2 separate regions of the Homo sapiens genome follow, and region 2 is linked to region 1. Evidence: chromatin loops called from intact Hi-C (ENCODE). Cell type or tissue: tibial artery. All regions are shown on one strand.

Region 1 (8,000 bases):
AGCTTCAGGGTCCTTGCTTCATCTTCCCCACAAGGAGCAATTTGGACTTCAGAAGGGTAACTTGCTTTACATTAAAATAGCTCTTAATAGCTTTTTGTCAAGCCAATTGAACCCAGCTATTTTCTTTTCAATACTATGAGCTATTGCCATCTCTATTTTACAAAGAGGCAAATAAAGTCCAGAGAGATCAAATATTTGTTCAGAGACCACAGCTATGAACTGACCAAGTTAAGGATTTAAATTTTGTCGTGTAATAAGCAGGTCAATATCCTTACCCACTCCCCGCCATTTAAAAATCCTGCAATTTAGGGTGGTTAACATGAAAGAAAGATGGGTAAATAAGAAACTATGGGAAAGATCATTCATTGGTACTGAGATAAAGTTAGTTTAAATCAGTGAGGAGTCAAAAACAACAGATGCTTTCAAAGAAATCCAGTTTGCTTTCTGCCATTTTAAGTATAATACTTACTTGTTTAAAAACAAGTTTTTAAATTATACTTGTATGGTTACATTAGCAAATTTATAATAAAAATGTTGACTATTTTATGCAGCCTTCCAAAGTTTATGAAAATTTAAAACTCTTCCCCTAGAATTAATGTATGTTACTAATTTTTTACAGACAGTTTTATCATGAAGTAAACTTCAACCCTGACTATATCTGTACAACAGTAATAATGATAATAACTATCTAGTAAAAAAAACTAGAATTATATTATTTATCTCTCAGAGCCAACACCTGAGGTAAGCTGTTATTATTACCCCATGTTACAGAATAGAACAGGGAGTCTTAGAGAATCTATATAATCTTACAAAGCCACAAGTTAGTACGCAGAGCTAGACTCAAACTTCTGACCCTCTAAGCTTCAGAAACCAATTCTTAACCATCATACTCCAGTGCTTCCTAAGTAAAAAAGACATAATAAATTTAAGACATAGCATTAGTAATTTAGGAAGAATACCTGAGGGTGGAACCTGTTACATAAGGTAAATATATAGCTATTCTGGCAAGAAATATTGAAATCAGATAGATTGGTGCATCTTAGAGATGGGTTGAACAAAACCTTCTGAAAGTGGAAGTGCTTCCCGAAAAAAGGTCAGGATCGTACCATCTCTCTGTTGACATAACAGAAGACATCACAAAGTCCACTCATCTAATAAGACAGTGTTTTATAAAGACTTGTCAGCTTCCATCTAGAATTGATCTGGAATTTGTTTCCTGGTTAGAAAACGGAAGCAAGGGAGTTTAAGATGATCCCAAGACTATGCAGGGGCTGCTACTGGGGTTGAAACTGCGTGTAATATGCCTGTCTTTCCTGCGTTCCTCTGGCCAAGACCTGTATATTTCACTGCTCAAAATTCCTTCAAATTCTGCTATTCTGTGATATCACCGGGAAAGTAAACTACCCCCTAGGTGTGAGGTAACAACTCTTCTAGGAGATAGATTACAGCTTCAGGCTCCCAAATTGCCAATTAGTGTACTGGAGATGAAATGTAATGTCCTGAAAGAGTTAGTGTTCCAAAGAGCCAAAAAGGTGTTTCTTATTCACCTTGAGGGCTGGCTGGTGGAAGTTACCTGTCTAAGAACCAGCATACCATTTTAAAATATGTATCCTGCGAGTAAAGCCAGGTTCATTCACCTTTGTCTAAATCATCAGCAAACCAACATATGAAAAATGAAATCAACTACAGTGTGTTTATGGGGAAAAGTGACATTATCTCAAGGAAACTAATTGGAAAACTTTTATTTTGTCTGAAAATTCCCTGAAGATATCATTTATCAAAGAATTTGTGTCCTGAGCTGTTATATATGATACTCTCCAAACAGTGAGCTGTTAATTCACTGCCTTATCTCCCTAAATCCACTAATCTTTTTTCTCATATTTTACTTTCTCCCGAATTGTGTAGTGAAATATGAGGCTGTAGAGGTTTCATGTACTGCAAAATACCCAGTGCTCTCGGAACATCCACTGATACATTTAGGGATCCCTCTAAACAATACTACTGTCATTCCCTATTCAAGTGAAACCTTCTCCCTGGGTTCATTTCCTTGTCCCTACTCTGTCCTTGACTTCACCTCTGCTGATCTCATCCCTACTTCATACCATGCCTTGTCACACACACACAGGTAAAGGGTATTTTTAAACCTGACTTCAAGGTGAGAAAATTCAAAGTATAATTAATTGCCACTAATGGAGATGGTTGCTGTAATGCCTGAGTTTTCAGGGGGGTTTATAATTTTTAAGGCTCCCAATTACTTACTATCAAGGTTGTTAGAGTCACGCCATAAAAGTCTCAAATGCCTTCACCTGATTGTGCTTACTAATCATTCAGCAAATATTTGTTGAAGAATTTCTATGTGCTGATATTAGAGATACAGCAGTGCTCAAGAGAACAATGGGCTTTCTCTCACAGATCTTCAGGATAAAATGGAGATACATACTACTAAACACACAATTTCAACATGGTGTTTTTAGTATTGTGATGAGGAAGATAAGAGGGTCAAGCATGCACCTTCTCCTTCCTGGATCCACCTTTTGTTGGTCCTTATGAGTCTTAACTGAATCCAGTGGTCTGCTACCTGGGGCAATATTCAGCATATTGAACTACTAGGTATCAGGACTGACTGAGCACTTAACATATATTACTTCATTTAATCATTCCAACAACACAATGAAGGTGTTATTACTATTTTAACAAATGAGAGAGCTGAGTCAAGAAAGTTTATACAACTTGCCCCAGAACTAACAGTTAGTAAATGGTAGAGATAAAATTTCATGCCAAGCAGTTAGGTTCCATAGCCCACATGCTTAAGGACTCTACAAACCTACCTATTGTTCTTGTATTAGTTTGCTCTCAAGGACTAATAAAGACATACCCAAAACTGGGTAATTTAAAAAGCAAAGAGGTTTAATGGGCTCACAGTTCCCTTTGGCTCGGGAGGCTTCATAATCATGGCAAAAGACAAAGGAAGAGCAAAGGGACGTCTTACATGGTGGCTGGCAAAGAGAATGAGAGCCAAGTGAAAGGAGAAACCCAGCATAAAACCATCAGGTCTTGTGAGACGTATTCACTACCATGACAACAGTATGGGGCAACCACTCCCACGATTCAATTATCTCCCACCAGGTCCCTCCCACAACATGTGGGAATTATGGGAGTTACAATTCAAGATGAGATTTGGGTGGGGACACAGCCAAACCATGTCAGTTCTACACTTTCATAATTGGAGTACTCTCAGAATCATTTCATTCATCCACAAAATGCATCCATCTGTTTAGCCCACAAATACTTATTGAGTGCTTACTGTAAAGTCATAATGATAAAGCAGAAAAGGAGACACCATCCCTGCCCTCTAAGGAATGTGAAGTCCATTTTGAGAAACACTAACTTAGGAGGCAAGGTCAACATGATTTCTTCAGAAACATCTAACTACCCCAAACTTTGGGGAAAGACAGGAACATTTTCTCAGTATTTAATCTCTTCCCCATCTGAAGGGTAACCAGGAGTTAGCCAGTGAAGGGTCTTTGGGTCAGAGAGAAGAACAAGTACATGAGCATGAATGGAGAGAGAGCTTTGCATATTCCAGAAAAGCAATGAGCTGGTGGCTTTTGGAGTCTCAGTCTATTGGGATGGAGTGAGAATGACAGGAGGTAGGGGTGAAGAGAAAAGCACGTGTCATGTCATGAAGGGCTTTGTATGCATGCCTTTTATCCTGAAGGTCTGAAGATATTTAATCAAAAGAGTGACAACACCAGAACTGGTTTAGGAAGAGAACTTTGACTATATGTCACTTTCTATCTTTATAATATCACATCTAACCAAGTTCTCTATTTGAACATAGAAAACAGCAAACCTCTCTCCTTCTTTCCCTTATTATGTTGGTAGAACTTCACCAACAATTCAGAATAACTGCTCTTGAGAAGGCTGTTTTCTCAAAACTCTCCAATAATGTAAGTTTGATTATTACCACCAAATTCCTTTCCTCCTCTTTTTCCTTTCCTCCTCTTTGGTTTCACAAAACAGAATGAAACAAAAATGAGCAGAACAAGAAAAATGTTGCTTTGGATGTGATGAATGATCACATTTAATATTGTTCTCTTGGAACATTTTTCTCTTTAGAAAAATATTATCAAATAGCTAACAAAACATGCAAAAAGGCAAAACCTATTAACTTAACTCAGTTTAATCACCTAATGCCTGTATACAGCTCACGCTTTTAATTGCATTACAACTTCACTCTTTCTACCTTGTTTCAAAACACAATATTTCTATGCCTTCTCTGGGTTTCAAAAACCACTCCTCAACTGCATTTTAGTGACTATACTTTTTATTTTTTGTGGGGGGATGGAGTCTCACTCTGTCTCCCGGGCTGGAGTACAGTGGTGCAGTAGCATGATCTCGACTCACTGCAACCTCCGCCTCCCGGGTTCAAGCAATTCTCCTGCCTCAGCTTCCCAAGTAGCTGGGACTACAGGCATGCACCACCACACCTGTCTAATTTTTGTATTTTTAGTAGAGACAGGATTTCACCATGTTGGTCAGGCTGGTCTCACTCTTGACCTCAGCTGATCCTCTTGCCTCAGCCTCTCAAAGTGCTGGAATTGCAGGCGTGAGCCACCACACCTGGCCAGTTTTGCTCTTTTGTATAAATCATGTGGACAAAGGAATACATAATGTACGTACATATATATTTCTTTAAATTTTAATAAAAACTATGAAGTAAACATCAGTGTATCCATCATCCAGTATAACATATGAAAGATTAAAAACAAGTTTGAAGCCCTTCTTACAGTTCTCTCCACATCCCTCTCCCTCTTCCCAGGAGCACTTAGGATTCTAATATTCTTGTAAATTACTCCTTTGTTTTCCGTGCAGTTATGATATTTAAGTGGGAATCTCTAAATACTATAGCTGAGTTTTGATTCTTTGGAACTTTGTATAAATAAAATAAAAATAGATTGTCTGCCATGCAGCTTCTATAAATCAAACAAAAGGATTTCTGTGAAGCTTAAGGGCACTGTCCCTCAGCTGTCTAGCAGGAGCCCAAGGTAGAGAAGGGGTACTCTTAAAGAGACTTGTGGTGTAAGTTTGTCTAACGAATATATGGAAAAGTCCAGCAAAATTCTCAGAAGGGTTACATTTCCAGCATCATTGCCAGCTGGGCCTGAGGAGAAAAATAATAGTATGGAGTTAGGAGAGGCCATTGAACCCCCAGAGTTTTACCAGCAAGAAGAAGACTGAGAGAACTGCTCAGCTACAGGCATGTGCTGCCTGTTTGTAAAAATAAAATTATGGGGGTGGAAATAAGAGCCCGAAGAGAGGAGCAGGGAGCCACAGTGAATTCTTCCCAGACTTTGAGAGCTAATAGAGTACTTTCCAATTTGCCTGGCTGGATTTCAGAATTTTTATGGACTCCTTAGAGGCTCCCATTTTATCTCTTTTGAACATGAATGTTTATAGTAGCTATACTATGCCTTCCCCCCATCATATTAATATGTTAGGGGTGAGGGTGGAAGACAACCTCTCAGTTTTGTTTCACATATCTGTAGATCAGGAGAAACTGTATGTGGGGAGCTGTACCCAAGGAATCACATCAATGAGCCTCATCTACTCCTGGTCCAGGTTTAGATGGCAAGATCCTGGGCTTTAAGGCAATGGTATAACAGAATGAAATATGACCTATGGTGTGTAGTGAATGTAGTTCATGTCCTGGGAGCCACAGGACAGTCTGTGGTAGGCAGCTGCCAAAAAGATCTCTGATGAGACTTGCTTTTTAGTTCTCATACCCTTGTGTAATCACGTTGAGTATGAGATGGACTTAGTGACTTTCTTCTAATAAATATGGTAGACATAATGGACTGTCATTGTCAAGATTAGGCTATAAAATAATTGTGGTTTCCATCTTAAGTTGGTTTGCTCACTCTCTCTCGCTCGCTCTCTCTCGTCATTTGCCCTCTGGAAAGAAAATTGCCCGTGGAGAGGCCCACATGCTGAGGAACCAAAGCCTGCCAATAACTAGGTAAGTAAGCATGGAAGTAGATTGCCCCCCTTCAGTTTGAGATGAGACCACTGTCCCAACCAACAACTTGAATGCAGCCTCATGAAAGACCTTGTGCCAGAAGTACTCAGCTAAACTTCTCCCGTGTTCCTGATCCACATAAAGTGAAAGACACTAAATGTTTGTTATTTTAAGTTGCTGAGTTTGGAGTTAATCTGTACTGTATCAATAAATAACTAATACAGACTTTGTTGAAAGCAATACAAAACAAATATATATTTACCTCAGATCCTTGATTACCTGATTTCTTAGTCTGCATGGTTTATAAGCCAAGACTAATTAATTCTGTCAAAAATAATTCCAAAGTTTCTGAACCAGTAGGTCTGAATAGCCAGACTATACAAAATGTATATCCTCCGTGATAACTGCTTAAAGTGAGTATAGCAGTATAAAGTGATTATAATACCTTATGTTTACATAGGTTTTTGTTTACAGACCAGTTTCACATAAATGGCCCATTTTTATTCTCAGAAATCAGTCTATGAACTTAGCTATTACAATTTCAGTTTTAAAGATGAATAAAGTAGATAGCAGAAAAGTTAGAGACAAGCACATACTCATTTTCTAATAAATAACAAAACAGGCCTTAAATGTTTGCCTTGTAACTCCACCATCTACCCTCAGCACTGTTTTGGAGTTGTTCTGGTTTGATGGCAGTCTGCAGTTGTATAGACCTAGAAGAATAATTTTTAAGTGCCAGACACTGCTTAGCATCTTATAAATTACAACTTAGCTCTAAGAATATACTGGCTTACTCAGATTAAAATAGCTGATAACTAAATGATTCTATTACATAAAAACAAAATAAGCAGGCTTTACTAATAGACCTAATCATTATTAGATGAGCACTATTTTTCACTATCAATAGCCTTGATATAAAGAAAGCAACTTAAATTCAGAGCCAAGTTTTGCCTCTGACTATAAAATTGGAGGCTCTTAAATATATGATAAAAAAAATCTGATTGCATCTTCTCTCATTTTTTTGCCACTACTGTCATTCTAAAATATTCAGGGCTCCAATTTTCCTCAACTTTGCAGAAAGCATTGAAAGTAATTTTGTGGAAAGAAAGCAAAATGTGGCAGATTATCTCTATTACATACATCAAAAAATATAGCATTCTATTCTCAAGTTAAAATATACCAAAGAGACCCTGTGGTTTTTGTGTAGGAAGAGATTGAAAGAAAATCAACTGAACATACCTCAAAACAAAAAAAAACAAAACAAAAAAAAAAAAAAAAAAGGGAGGTGGGGCCTTCTCAACAATGCTTTCTAAATACGCTGTTAAGTTTTTAGACTCCCAGTGGTTTCAGAAGACAGGTAAGCAAAAACTTTTTATATTTAATTTATATTTCCCATCCATCAAAGATTGCTTTTTAAATTTGTTTTTTATGGCTTTGTCAGCAGCCATTTTTCAATAGAGGTATAAATGTAACTTGAATTTTTAATGATAAACTGATAAAAGTCATTTTCATAAAACAAAAAATCGCTATTTCAAATCTTTTAAGGTATCTTTTTAAGTTTTTTGAATTGGAGTTCACATTTACAAAAGGTTTCAGATGGCTAGTGGAAACTTGAAAATTCATTCAGTAAAGAGATTTCTGCTTCTATGGCACTTTTAATGAACTAATGTATGCATTTTTTTTGAGTATTTTACAAAGAAAGATATTTGCATAAAAATAGAATTTGCATTTTTAAGAGATCATCTGTTCCTTATTCTTCTTTACTCAAAATCATAATGTTATCTTTACAACATCATAATCCTTTCCACAGGGACAAAATCTGATGTCATAAACGACCATTATGATTTCAAGTGTGCAATAAGCACAGACAGAAAATACACTTTTTATTTTTGTAAAAGAAAAAAAACTTCATTTACAAAAACAAAATTCACAGCATTTGACAAAACAGTCAACATTTTACACCTGTTGTTTTTTTCAGCAG
Region 2 (8,000 bases), 110 kb after region 1:
TAGACTTAAACCAACAAAAAAAGTGATAATATCAATAAAAATAGGTTTAAAGACACATGCACGTGTATGTTTATTGCAGCACTGTTCACAATACCAAAGACTTGGAACCAACCCAAATGTCCATCAATGATAGACTGGATAAAGAAAATGTGGCACATGTACATCATAGAATACTACGCAGCCATAAAAAAGGATGAGTTCATGTCCTTTGCAGGGATATAGATGAAGCTGGAAACCATCATTCTCAGCAAACTAACACAGGAACAGAAAACCAAACACCACATGTTCTCACTCATAAGTGGGAGTTGAACAATGAGAACACATGGACACAGAGAGGGCAACATCACACGTCAGGACCTGTCAAGGGGTGCGGGTCTAGGGGAGGGATAGCATTAGGAGAAATACCTAATGTAGTTGATGGGTTGACGGGTGCAGCAAACCACCATGGCACATGTATACGTATGTAACAAACCTGCACGTTCTGCACGTGTATCCCAGAACTTAAAGTATAATCAAAAATAAATTAATTTTAAAAAATAGGTTTATCTCAATGAAGGTCATATATGACAAACCTACAACCAACATGATACTCAATGAGGAAAAGATGAAAGCTTTCTCTATACACAAATAACAGACAAACAGAGAGCCAAATCATGAGTGAACTCCCATTTACAATTTCTTCAAAGAGAATAAAATACCTAGGAATCCAACTTACAAGGGATGTGAAGGACCTCTTCAAGGAGAATTACAAACCACTGTTCAATTGCATAAAAGAGGATACAAACAAATGGAAGAACATTCCATGCTCATGGGTAGGAAGAATCAATATCATGAAAATGGCCATACTGCCCAAGGTAATTTACAGATTCAGTGCCATCACCATCAAGCTACCAATGACTTTCTTCACAGAATTGGAAAAAAACACTTTAATGTTCATATGGAACCAAAAAAAGCCCGCGTTGCCGTGATAATCCTAAGCCAAAAGAACAAAGCTGGAGGCATCACACTACCTGACTTCAAACTATACTACAAGGCTACAGTAACCAAAATAGCATGGTACTGGTACCAAAACAGAGATATAGACCAATGGAACAGAACAGAGCCCTCAGAAATAATACCACACATCTACAATTATCTGATCTTCGACAAACTTGACAAAAACAGCATAATTAGTCATTAGTAAAATGCAGATTAAAATCACAACAAGACACTACGTTGTGCCTATTAGAATAGCTAAAATTAAAAATGCTGACCATACCAAGTACTGGGGAGGATGTAGAGCAACTTGAACTCCCACACACTGTTGGTTGAAATGTGAAGTGGCAGCACTATTCACAATAGCAAAGACATGGTCAGCATAAATGCCCATCAATGAGAGACTGGGATAAAGAAAATGTGATATATATATATATATATATATATATATATATATATATATATATACACACACACACACACATATATATAGAGAGAGAGAGAGCTAGATACATATATATAGAGCTAGATACATATAGAGAGAGAGCTAGATACATATATATAGAGAGAGCTAGATACATACATACACACACATACACACACACACACACACACACACACACACACACACACCCCTTGGGATACTATGCATCCATAAAAAAGAATGAGATTATGTCCTTTGCAGGGACATGGATGAAGCTGGAGACCATTATCCTTAGCAAACTAATGCAGGAACAGAAAACCAAATACAGCATATTCTCATTAGTAGAAGCTAAATGGTGAGAACACATGGACACGTAGAGGAGAACAACATACATGGTGGCCTTTCAGAGGGTGAAGGGTGGGAGGAGGGAGAGGATGAAGAAAAATAATTAATGAGCACTAGACTTAATACCTGGGTGATGAAATAATCTGTACAACAAACCCCCATGGCATAAGTTTACCTATGTAACAAACCTGAACTTGTACCTTTAACTTAAAAGTTAAAAAAATAAAGATTAATAGGCTCTAATTTCATATTATGCATCCTTTGCTAACACATGAGTAAATTTTTCTCAACTTGAAAAAAAAAAGTGAAGTGGCATAACCACTTTGGAAAATATTTTGGCAGTTTCTTTAAATGTAAACATATACCTACTCTATGATACAACTATCCAACTCCTAAGTATTAACCCAAGAAAAAAAATGAAATGATCAAAATGTGCATCAACAAATAAATGGATAAACAAGCAGTGGGGTATCCACACAATGAAATACCACCCAGCAAATAGAATGGAATAAATTGATGATACATGCAACAACATGGATGAATCCCGAAGTAATTATACTGAAAGAAGCCAGAGAAACACAAAGAATACATATGATTCCCTTTATACAAAACTCTAGAAAATGCAAACTAATCTCCAGTGATAGAAAACAGGTTAGTAACCACTGGGGATTGAGATGGTGGTGGGACAGTGGGGGAATGGTGTCAGGAGTGAGATGGAGGTATTACAAATCAGTTATGAGAAAACTTTGGGGTGATGAGTATCTTTATTCATTAACTTGATTGGCATCATGGGTTCGTGGGTACATACATATGTCAAGACTTGTCAAATACTACACTTCAAATTTTTCCAATTTATTGTAGGTTAATTATACCTTAATTAAACTGTTTTTAAAAATGTCACAAAGGAATTGCCAACCTTTGCTTATAAATAAGTAAATTTTAGGAGACCTGCCTTCTTTTCCACATTACAGGGTGAGGCCGTACTGGTTGGTAGAAAAGAAGTCAGGCCTCCTAATCTGAAAACAATTGCCACTGAAGCATTCATTGAGATCTATATGAATACATTCTTCTGTCTTCCCTAATAAAGACAGCATCGTACTTTCTGGCTCTTTAAAATCCACACTGTGGCTACAATATTTGTTCATTTGAAATCCATGTATTATAGATTTATTACACGGGAGGCACTCTGATAAAACTTCCAATGTTTATATTAGAGGCAAAGAATACAAAAATAGCAACACCAGAAAACATCATCCCATCATTGTGCTTAACACAACACCACTAGAATTGCTACATGGAATAATGACACATGAACTCCATGAGATACAGCCTTTGGCAACTGTTCTATTGTCAGATATACCACAGTGGCTGTCACTTAGTAAATGCTCAATAAAATGTGTTATAGTATAAACCAGGGGTCCCAACCCCCAAGCCATGGCCTGTTAGGAGCCAGACCACACAGCAGGAGATAAGCAGCACAACAGCCAGCATTATCGCCTGAGCTCTCCCTCCTGTCAAATCAGCAGTGGCATTAGATTTTCACAGGAGCATGAATGCTTGCACATGCGAGGGATCTAGGCTGCATGCTTCTTATCATCTCATGCTTGATGATCTAAGGTGGAACAGTTTCAACCCAAAACCATCCCTCTTCTTCATCCATGGAAAAGCTGTCTTCCAAAAAACTGGTCTCTGGTGCCAAAAAAGTTGGGGACTGCTGGTGTAAACTATAACGTATATGCTTGGTCAAGCAATATCAGCAGAGCACTCCAGCCTGGGCAACACAGTGAGACCCAGTTTCTTAAAAAAGATGCTCTAAATACATCAATTATATTCATCTTCACTGAAACTCTGTGACATTGATATTATAACCCCATTTTACAAGTGAGAAAATTAAGACACTAAGATCACACAACTAATGTGAAAGTCCAGTGTTTTTCTAGAACACTTTAAAATTTTAAATTAAGTTTAAAAAAAAATCTTGTTCATGTCACTCTTTGATTCAATTTTACTTGACAGTACACTCTCCGCTGGAAAAGCCCCACCTAAGGAATCCCTGAACTGTGCTATCTCAACACTGTCACCCTGGCACCAGCAAGTCAAGACAAACCACCCCAGTCAGACCATGGCGGAGGGAAGGCCAATAACACCAGGGAATTCCACGCCCTCCAGCTTCTCTCACACTTGCATTTGGAATGTGAGTTCTTAATACCAAAAGGGAAAACAGGCCAGTTATAAGTGTGCCATTTTACACATGAGCAAACACAGCATAGTGCAGCACATTCCAGCACTGAGACAGCCAGATTTTGATAAGAGTGTTAGTCATTACGCCAATAGTGGAAACTGTGTGGGAGGATTTTCTTTAACTTGTCTCTCTGTCAATCCAGAAAGAGAAAAGAGGAAAATTGTGAAAAGCAAGATTCTGAAAGATGGCTTGAGTAAAATTCTTCTCAAAAAGAGACTATAAATAATGACTATACCTGGCTATTGCTAAGCAGTGTTTAGTCACTTATGACACTGTTACTGAAAAGTAATGTTTACATAGTGTGATTATTTACCAAGTTGTTTTGATTTCTATCCTGACTATGTATCTCATTGAGAGAAGCTGTGCTGTTGCTACCAATTCTGAAAAAGGCAGACTGGTTTCAGGATACCAAGGCTTTATCAACTGTGTTTACCACTGTATCCTTGTACTCAGAACAGTTGAGGGGCCCAGGGCAGAGGTTTCTGTTTTCGAAGTCTAAGGGCAATGCTGCCTTAGATCTCATCTCAAGAAATAATTGTTCTCTATCCTTTAGCACCCACTTCTTGAAAAGAATGCCCTACCCCCTATTAGCACTTACTCTGCTCTCTGTTCTTTCTTTACTTGTAACTCCAAAATCTTTACTTGTAACATACCCCCCTCTAAAACCAGAGAAAAAATGTCAGCTTCAAATAAAGACCCTGCACAAAGTCTCAGCCTGGTGAAAACATCCAGAAAAGAAGCCTATTGACTGTACTCAATCTACATGGCAGTTAAAGGAATACCCACACCCAGAGATGAGAAAGAATCAATGCAAGAACTCCAGTAACTCAAATGGCCAGAGTGCTGTATGTCCTCCAAACAACCACACCCATTCTCCAACAAGACTTAATAAGGCTGAACTGGCTGGAATGACAGACATAAAATACAGAATATGAATAGGAACAAAGATAATGAGATTCAGGAGGACAGCAAAACCCAATGCAAGGAAATTAAGAATCATAATAAGGTGAAACAGGAACTGAAGGATTAAAGAGCCAGAATATAAAAGAACCTAACAGTTCTGACAGAACTAAATAACACAGGCCAGGTGCAACGGCTTACACCTGGAATCCCAGCACTTTGGGAGGCCAAGGTGGGTGGATCATCTGAGATCAGAAGTTCAAGACCAGCCTGACCAACATAGTGAAAGCCCGTCTGTAACTAAAAATACAAAAATTAGCAGGGCATGGTGGTGGGCGCCTATAATCCCAGCTACTCGGGAGATTGAGACAGGAGAATTGCTTGAACCCGGGAGGCGGAGGTTACAGTGAGCCAAGATTATGCCATTGCACTCCAGCCTGGGTGACAAGAGTGAAATTCCGTCTCAAAAAAGAAAAAAAGAAAGAACCAAGAAAGAACTAAACAACACAATACAAGAATTTCACAATGCAATCACAAGTATTAACAGCCAAATAAACTAAGCTAAGGAAAGAATCTCAGAATCTGAAGAATGGTTTTCTGAAATAAGATAGACAAAAATAAAGAAAAAAGAATTTCAAGCAATGAACAAAACTTCTGAAAAGTAGGCGATTATGTAAAGAGATCAAATCTACAAATCACTGTCATCCCTGAAAGGGAGGGGGAGAAAGCAAACAACTTGGAATACATATTTCCATGAAAACACATTGTCCATGAAATACATATTGTCCATGAAAACATCCCCAACCTTGCTAGAGAAGCCAACAGTCAAATTCAAGATATACAGAGAACTCCTGCAAGATTCTACAAAAGAAGATCATCCCCAAGCACATAATCATCAGCTTTTCCAAGATCAAAATAAAAGAATGTTAAAGGCAGACAGAGAAAGGGCAGGTCATCAGCAAAGGGAACCCCATCAGGCTAATAGCAAACCTCTCAGCTGAAACCCTACAAGCCAGAAGACACCAGGGTCCTATGTTCAACATTCTTAAGGAAAAAAGTCTTCAACTAAGAATTTCATGTCGAGCAAAACTCAGCTTCCTAAGTGAAGGAAAAATAAGTTCTTTTTCAGATAAGCAAATGTTGAGCAAATTTATTACCATCAGACCTGCCTTAAAAGGGATCTTGAAAAGAGCACTAAATGTAGAAAAAAAAGACTGCTACCAGCTAATACAAGAAAATACTTAAACATACAGATCAGTGTCACTGTAAAGCAACCACATAAATAAGCCAACATAATAACCAGCTGACAACACAATGACAGGATCAAATCCACACATATTGATACTAACCTTGAATGTAAATGGGCTAAATGCCCCACTTAAATGGTACAGAGTGGAAAGCTGGATAAAAATGGAAAGCTGGACAATGCTATGCCATCTTCAAGAGACCCATCTCACATGTAGTGACACTCATAGGCTCAAAATAAAGGGATGGAGGAAAATCTATCAAGTAAATGGAAAACAGAAAACACCAGGGGTTGCAATACTAATTTCAGACAAAACAGATTTCAAGCCAACAAAAATCAAAAATAAAAAAGACAAAGAAGGGCATTACATAATAGTAAAGGATTCAATTCAACGAGAAGACCTAACTATCCTAAATATAGATGCACCCAACAGAGGAACACCCAGATTCATAAAGTAAGTTATTAGAGAACTACAAAGAGACATAGACTCCCACACAATAATAATGGGAAACTTCAGCACTCCACTGACAGTATTAGACACATCGTCAAGGAAGAAAACTAACAAAGACATTCAGGACCTAAACTCAACATTGAACCAAATAGATATGGTAGGCCTTTACAGAACACTCCACCCCACAACAACAGAATATACATTCTTCTCATTGCCATATGGCACATATTCTAAAATCGACCACATAATTGGACATAAAACTATCCTCAACAAATGTTAAAAAAAATTATAACACACACACACTTAAGACCACACCATAATAAAAATAGAAGTCAAGACTAAGAAAATTGCTCAAAACCATGCAAACACATAGAAATTAAACAACGTGCTCTTGAATGACTTTTGGGTAAATAATGAAATTAAGGCAGAAATCAAAAGTTTTTTTAAACTAATGAGAACAAAGATAAAACATATCAGAATCTCTGGGACACGGCTAAGGCAATGTTAGTAAAATTCTTAGCACTAAATGCTCACATCACAAAGTTAGAAAGATCTCAGATTAACAACTTAACATCACAACTGAAAGAATTAGAGAAGCAAGAATAAATCAACCCAAAAGCTAGCGGAAGATGAGAAATAATCAAAAATCAGAATTGAACTGAAGGAAATTGAGACACCAAAAAAAGTTCAGAAAATCAATAAATCCAAAAGTTGGTTTTTTGAAAAAACTAATAAAATAGGCCACTAACTAGAGTAATAAAGGAGGAAAAGAGACTATCCAAATAAACACAATTAGAAATGACAAGAGAATGTTACTACTGACCCCACAGAAATAAAAACAACCATCAAAAACTACTATGAACACCTCTATGCACACAAACTAGAAAATCTAGAAGAGATGAATAAATTCCTGGACACATACACCCTTCCAAGACTGAACCAGAAAGAAACTGATTTCATGAACAGACCAATAACGAGCTCTGAATTTGAATCAGTAATAAATAGCCCAACAACCAAGAAAAGTCTTGGGACCTGATGGGTTCAGTCGAATTCTACCAGATGTTCAAAGAAGTACTGGTAGCATTCCTACAGAGACCACTCCAAAAAACTGAGGAGGAAGGACTCCTCACCAACTCATTGTGTGAGGCCAGCATCATCCTGATACCAAAACTTGGCAGAGATACAACAAAAAAAGAAAACTTCAGGCCAATATCCTTGCTGAACATTCATGTAAAAATCCTCAACAAAATACTCACAAACTGAATCCCAGCAGCACATCAAAAAGCTAATCCACAATGATCAAGTAGGCCTCATCCCCGGGATGCAAGGTTGGTTCAACATACACAAATCAATAAAGGAGATTCATCATATAAAGAGAACTGAAGACCAAAACCACGTGATTATCTCAACAGACACA

The links. A loop is a pair of places that touch in the nucleus more often than their neighbours do. Peaks named below come from ENCODE experiments on the same cell type or tissue, not always from the same donor. Only the 100,000 strongest peaks of a DNase experiment are listed, where the experiment ranks them.
Region 2: a loop joins it to region 1, with 13 times the contacts of the local background. A loop is called at or near these places in 2 of 110 quality-filtered maps.

The regions. Positions count from the first base shown.
Region 1 is chr13:60,873,749-60,881,748 of GRCh38, reverse strand. No RefSeq gene overlaps it. Among named protein-coding and RNA genes, the nearest start is that of LINC01442, 39 kb to the left of the region's middle. RefSeq lists an enhancer at 1-497. In tibial artery, no CTCF peak of the experiment used is centred here; no DNase peak of the experiment used is centred here.
Region 2 is chr13:60,762,181-60,770,180 of GRCh38, reverse strand. No RefSeq gene overlaps it. Among named protein-coding and RNA genes, the nearest start is that of LINC00378, 93 kb to the right of the region's middle. RefSeq lists a silencer at 3,932-4,226. In tibial artery, no CTCF peak of the experiment used is centred here; no DNase peak of the experiment used is centred here; H3K27ac peaks cover 503 bases.